Regions from separate parts of the Mus musculus genome. Here region 2 is linked to region 1. The links are chromatin contacts, found by Hi-C or POLR2A ChIA-PET in ENCODE. All regions are on one chromosome and are shown on one strand. The core of a region is the stretch at or near the end of the contact, and the rest is flanking DNA. Distances in the headings are between cores, read along the strand shown. Region 1 holds the start of 1700092K14Rik (RIKEN cDNA 1700092K14 gene). Region 2 holds the start of 4932435O22Rik (RIKEN cDNA 4932435O22 gene).

Region 1 (3,248 bases), core at 304-2,803:
ACTCTCACCCGGATGCATGTCCATCCCTCCACTTACCATCTAAAAGGTGCACATAACAGGGCATGGGAATGGAGGGTCTTAGCTTGGGGACTGAGTTCAAGCCCCTTGGTTGCTTCCTGACCCTATTCTCACTTCAATGCTCTCTTGAACAACCAGGCCACTCAAGATTGCATGGATTCAGTTTCCTTTTGGAGAATTTTGAAAAGCTTTACTACACATATTTGTGTGTGTCAGTGTGCATACCAGCATCTGCATGTGGAGGTCAGAGGACAACAGGCAGGAGTCAGTTCTCCTATGTGGCTCCAGGGGATCGAACTCAGGGAGTAAGTCTTGTCTGCAAGCATCTTTACCCACTGAGCCAGCTCTCCAGCCCATCCTCAGGGGATTATGAGAAGGAAGGCAGTTAGCCAGCCCAAGAAATGTGAGAAGAGCTCCTGCAGCTGCCTCACTGAAGCTTGTCTTCATAGGGCTGAGTTACTCTCATATCCCCAGCTCATCAAAAACACCCCAGTGGGGCCCCTGCCATCCTCCCTCCTGCCATCACCCATAAGATCACAGGACGAGATAGGTGGAGGGACCGGCAAAGCAAACCGTCAGGGTCAGGGCGAGCTCCTCAGTAACTTCTTATTTATTGGCCTCCTCCAGTCTCGCGGTTGCTGGTTGTGCTCAATATTTTATTCTTGTTGTACCTGCTCCGAAGCGGAGCTGCGGGCAGTTTTGATAAATGGATTGAAAGGAAGTTTTGTCTGGTTTTGCTGAAGCTTCTGTAAGTGCCTCTGGATCTTGGGCTGAAATGATATTTCCCCAGCTTCCTGCTGTGATCTCGCTCCCGGGCGGCTCTTCTCCTCCCCGCTCTCCCTGGGCACTCTGCCTCCCAACCCCCATGCACGCATGCACATACACGTGCAAGGAGGCACAGATCTGTATACTCACTCAGGACCACTCAAGGTACCAGTGTGGAAGGGAGCAGAGTGTGTGTCCCTATGGACCGGCAAGCCCATACTACAGTCTTGTGCACAGACATGCCCTCGGTGCACACGAAGGCAGACACACATGCTGTCCTCTCTGAGTTCAGCCAGCCCGATCTGCAGGGAAGCCCTTGATGAGCATGGGTAGAGATGAGCAGATCCCAAGAAGGAAGAAGCCTGGAACTCTGATGATCTCTGCTGGAGCCCTGCCCCCAGCTGCTGGATTCCTCCAGCCTTCCTCCTCCGCCTGCCTGCAGGCCTTGGAGGCCCCACTGGGCCAGCTGGAAGCTTTATCCAACCACATCTGAAACAGCTCAGGAGCTGTGCCTGGCCGCCAGCCGTTTCCATAAATAACTTGCTGAGCCTGGCTCCTTGCCCTTCTGGTGATGTCATTGGCGTGGGCCCAGTGATGAAGTCATAGGCTTCCCTTCCCTGAGCCCTCCCTTTGGGTGGAGCGAGACACCCCTTCTTCCCCCTTCACAGAACCATTACTGAGAAATTTCACCTGTCTGTCCTCACCTCTTCCTGTTCCCACCACTCCAGGTATTGGATACAGGCTTTCCACCATCTGGACCAACTAACTGTGATGGTGCCAGACAGCATCTTGTCTCCCCATTGTCAGTTACTGAGCCGCCTCCCAACTTTGCCATCTCCTTGGATATTGTTTCCAGGTAACAACAGACTTTTAAGTTTCAAGGGTGGCAGAGAAAGGTTGGCATCTTGATGATGCTCTACACAAGCTTCTCCAGCTGTGTGACATCAGACAAAATACCTCACCTCTCTGTGCCTCTGTTTTCTCATCTTTAAACTGAAGACAGTAAAGAAAGCTATCCCAGGACTGCCTAAGTCTTCCGTGGGCTCACAGAGCTTGAAGTGTCGATACACTGGACAGGCCCGTCATATGAACCACATTTCCACAAGCGCCTAGTTTTGTATGTTTTCTGCTCTGTGACTGCGGTCTTCTCTGTGGTGTTCATGTCTGGAGCCAGGGAGCCATCTCAGTCTCCTTGACACATTTCTTGCTATGTAGCCAAGGATAACCTGGAACTTCTGACCCTTCCACCTCGAGAATGCTGGAACTGCAGGTGTGAGCAGACGCTGGAAGAACCAGGGGAGGGGGGCACGGTGGGAACTGGTGGGAGCAGCTCTGAGGTGCTCAAGCCCCACCTGCCCTCACCCTCTGGACAGAAGGAAGTGACCTTCCTCCTCAGACAATCTCAAGGAAGTCCGGGATTGTTCTTATTTTCTATAGGAAGAAACTGAGGCAGGCTGGAGAGATGGCTCAGGCAGTGAAGGCTTGCCATGTAAGCAGGAGAACTTTAGTTCAATGCCCAGAACCTACAAAACTACAAAGAACCCAGCTCAGTGTCATGTTCTCTTAATCCCAACACTGGGGAGATGGAGTTAAGTAGAACCCTTCTGGAGGCCCATTGGCCACCCAGCCTAGGCTAACCAGCAAGCCCTGGGCCAAACAGAAGCTGTCTCAAAACCAGGAGCTAGCTTGGCCATTAAAGGCCAAGGTGTCCCTCTGTCCTCTCCCTTCTTCTCTCTTCTCTTACCTCTCCCCCACCTCTCTCTCTCACACACACACACCACACACACACACACACACACACACACACACACGAGAGAGAGAGAGAGAGAGAGAGAGAGAGAGAGGTGGAGGCAGAGAGATCAAACATCTTACTACCAGGACAAACAACAACGGCATCCTAAGACACCCATGGACCTGCCCAGAACCCTTGCCTGATTTCCAGATGTGTGCGCTGGAAGAGTTCACAGGAGACTGTGTCTTTGAACTCGGTGGCAGAGGTGAGCCTTGGCTTCTGTGTCCCATGCGGTGGCCACGGAGCCCCAGGAACTGGGTCAGCGAGATACACACCGGGTTTTGGTGATTTTGTATAGGAAAGGGAATGCAGGAGAGCTTATGAATAATTCCTTGGGATTCATTATGCGTTGAGTTGATAATGTTTTTCGTGTGTTGAGCCAACTAAGGGATGCTATTACCGATGGTTTCACCTGCTTCCTTTTGCTTTTATGAGCTGGTTATCAGAGATTTAAAACCACATGCGTGGATCCTATTAGATTTCTCTTGGGCGCCTCTATTCTGGTGCCTGACTGAGTTCTGAAGAGAGTTCACTGATCTTCCCATGCCTGGGTTCTGACCCAGTTAGCATAGTGCCTTCAAAACGAGGGCTGCTGCCTCCTGCCAAAGTAGCCACCCGTCCCTGCTCTGGGGTCATGAAGGGACAGTGCAGCTGAACAGGTATGACTGCTTGA
Region 2 (3,248 bases), core at 233-2,732, 250 kb before region 1:
GCCAAACTAGCCAGGGACTTGAATGAGGGGAAAGCAGATTCACCACACGGCATCCAGTAAAAGGCCGATTAGTAAGACGGCTTGATTTTATCTTTCTGAAATCTGGAGCTAAAGTAGACCTGCTATGGAGTCTCTATACGGTGTCTTAGGTCATAGCTGTGCTTTTCAATTTGGAGGTGGCCCAAACTGGCTGGCCTGGGTTGGTTCAGGCTGTATTACAGGATGGCACATTAGTTATGTCTACTCTACTCTTGCATGTTTGCATACCTGGTGTTGTGGTTTGAATATGAATGGTTCCCAAAGGCTCCTATATTCAAGTGCTTGGTTCCCAGTTTGTGAAATTGTTTGGGAAGGATTAAAAGATGTGAACAACCTTGTTGGAAAAGGTTTCAAAAGCCCACACCATTCCCCGATAGCTCTCCCTCTGCCTGGTGCTTGTTTGTCAGACGGAAGTGCTCACCCACTGCTCCTCTGCCATGCCTGCCTGCCTGCTTCTTTTGTGCTCCCTGCCATGGTGACCTTCCCTGTTCATGGTGACCCATGAACCCCCAAATTAATTTTTTTTAAAAAATACATTTCCTTGGCTGTGGTGTTTTGTCATAGCAATAGAAAAGTAATTAAGACATGTGGTCAGTGTCAGAGGTTCAAGGCCACTTCCAGCCTCAAGAACACAGGCAGTCTTCACTGCATCATGGAGCCGCATATACTATTAGCCCAAATGAGCCATGTGGAGTGAGGGGAGAGGCATTACCAAGAGCCAGGACGTCCCATTCTCTGTTAAAGGAAAGATCTGGAAAACAGAGACCTACAATCTACTCTGCATATCCCCCACTGGTGATTTAACAGGACCCCACCCCCACCCCAATCCCGCTGTGTTCTCCCAACACCCATCTTCAACCTGTCACCTACCTGCTTCTTCAGTTTCCACTCCCCTGTGTCTCCCACATTGGAACATCATAAGTTCCGCACAAGTGGAAAGTTGTGTCTAGATCAGATCTGGCACATAACAGGTGGTCAGTGTGCATTCCTTGAATGGTCTAAATCTGATCCCACTACCCACGTCCACATCATGAGTTGTGATTCATTTTGTGTGGGAAAAGCAGCCACTATCCTAGCTCGGGGAGATGGACTGAAAAACCTCATCACGTTGGAAAACAAACCAATTTCCTGCACTGATTTGGAACCTCTGATGAGCCCGAAGAGTTGGAGATGTTCTAAAAATAACTCCCACAAAGCCTCACTGTGACAACACGTTTCTCCCCCTCTGACCTGCCCGATGGAGGGGCCCGGGCCTAATAAATTCAAACAACAGGGCATGCCAATCCCCAGAGACTTCACTCCTGGGGCTAAGATAATAATCCCAGGGTTTTGGCAGGCATTCCTGGATCGCACTCAGCTTCTCTTGCATGAAAGGACAGGCCGCCCCTGCCAAATGGAACCACCTTGGAGAAGCTGGCTGGGCTGCAAGTGCTATCCTCTGCAGTCAGCAACTGGCAAGTTCAACTGGTGTCTGTGGGGCGCCAGGCACAGCCTCTGTTAACCCTTTCACCGCCCGCCCTGAAGAGTGAACACCATTCTGCTCCCCACCGAAGATGGGAAGTGAACTCTCTTTCCTGATATGACAGGGACAGGAGATACCACAAAGCTTCAAGGTCAAGCCCGTGATTCAGGTTGGTACCCTTTCTACCAGGTCAAGTGGGTGGAAGGTTCTAGAACTACTGAAACTGGATTTTTCCAGGGGGTGAATAGGGCAGTGTTGGGACAGTACTGGGGTGTGTGTGTGTGTGTGTGTGTGTCCTGGCTTACCGTGTTCCCCAGTCCCTTCCAGGAGTCCTGGGGTCTGAAGGGAAAGTGGTGGCATCAATGCAGTCGGATGTGTGAGAAGCAGGGACAGACACCATTACAAGTCTTGACTAGAATCACAGCACCATAGACCCAGGAGTCTTCCCACCATTCTTAGCACCACTGCCATGTATTATCTATGATATTAATTATTTATCAGTAGTAGTTATAGCCATCACCACCACAGCTAGATCATTAATATTTACCAACAATTAATAGCATTAATATTTATTAATATTAATCTCCATTAATAAGATGTAGAAATGCTTGTCAATTTATCAATAAATATTAATGGTATAATATTTATTATAATAATGAATAGTTATCACAAATGCTATCCACCAGGCATTAACGAGCCTAGTATAAGGTTTGGGGAGAGGGCTCAGGCTCAGTTCAAATCCTCAACACCCGAATCAAAAGGCTGGTGGTGTGGTGAGCAGCTGCACATTAGCACTGGGGAGGCAGAGACAAGAGGATCCCTAGTGCTGAGAGCCAGCCAAGCTGGCTGAAGTGATGAGCGTCAGGTTCAATGAGAGACCCTGCCTCTAAACATAATATAAGCTGGAGAATGATTGAGAAAGACTCCCAGCATTGGCCTGGCCTTCACAAAACATGCACACATGTGTGTGCAAGAGTGTGTGTGTTTGGACACACACACCACACACATATACACAAGCACGCACTTACGTATGAACATGTACACTTTGTACACACACAGAAGAAAGTCTTAAGACATTATCAATTTTAAAAAATTGTATGTGCCTGTGTGTGTACTCGGACAAATTTATGTGCACTGTGTACATGTGGGTACCCATGGAAGCTAGAGGGCAAGAGATTCCTGCAGCAGGAGTTAGAGATGGTGGTGAACTGCCTGATATGGGTGTTTGAAACCGAGCCTGGGTCCTCCAAGAAAGCAGTAAGCACTCTTAATTGCTGAGCCACCTCTCTAGCACTTCGAAGGGAGAAATGAAAAGGTAAATGCAAAACCTACTATAGGTATTAAAATAATACACTTGACAGAAAAGGAAACTGAGGCACAGCTTAGGTTCCTGGATGAGCATAGCCTTCAATAAGCAATGGAGCTGGGGAGGGCCTGGCTGGCCAGTGCGAGGGCCCAGCCTTACGTTTACTTTCCATAATATCTGAGAAAGCAGATTCCCGGCTTCCACTTGAAATGTTATATTTATTGAGTGCTCTGGCGTCGCTCACTGAGAGCAAGGGGAGGGTTGGGAGGGCATGGTGCCAGGGGACCCAGGATCAGAGGGGTGCTGACCCCTCAGAGACTGAAGTGGGGGATGGCACCATCAGATGTATTAAAATGCAAATTTCTGCCTTGCTTGCTGGTTTATCATCTGACTCGTTATACAATTTGCCAGTTATAGAAGAAAAATTACCATAATGGGGCC

Evidence for each region. A loop is a pair of places that touch in the nucleus more often than their neighbours do. ChIA-PET counts read pairs that join two places held with the same protein, here RNA polymerase II (POLR2A).
Region 2: a map of gastrocnemius shows a loop between it and region 1 (3-fold over the local background). The contact joins the promoter of 4932435O22Rik here to the promoter of 1700092K14Rik in region 1. A Hi-C loop is called at or near these places in 1 of 37 maps with a recorded cell type or tissue (gastrocnemius). POLR2A ChIA-PET finds 5 or more read pairs at or near these places in 1 of 5 experiments (embryonic stem cell).

The regions. Positions count from the first base shown.
Region 1 is chr11:114,196,563-114,199,810 of GRCm38, reverse strand. It overlaps 1700092K14Rik (RIKEN cDNA 1700092K14 gene), which reads right to left and starts at 1,553. Exons shown (of 3, transcript NR_045930.1): 1 at 1,488-1,553; 2 at 934-1,085; 3 at 612-788.
Region 2 is chr11:114,447,094-114,450,341 of GRCm38, reverse strand. 4932435O22Rik (RIKEN cDNA 4932435O22 gene) reads left to right here and starts at 1,482. Exons shown (of 3, transcript NR_027643.2): 1 at 1,482-1,670.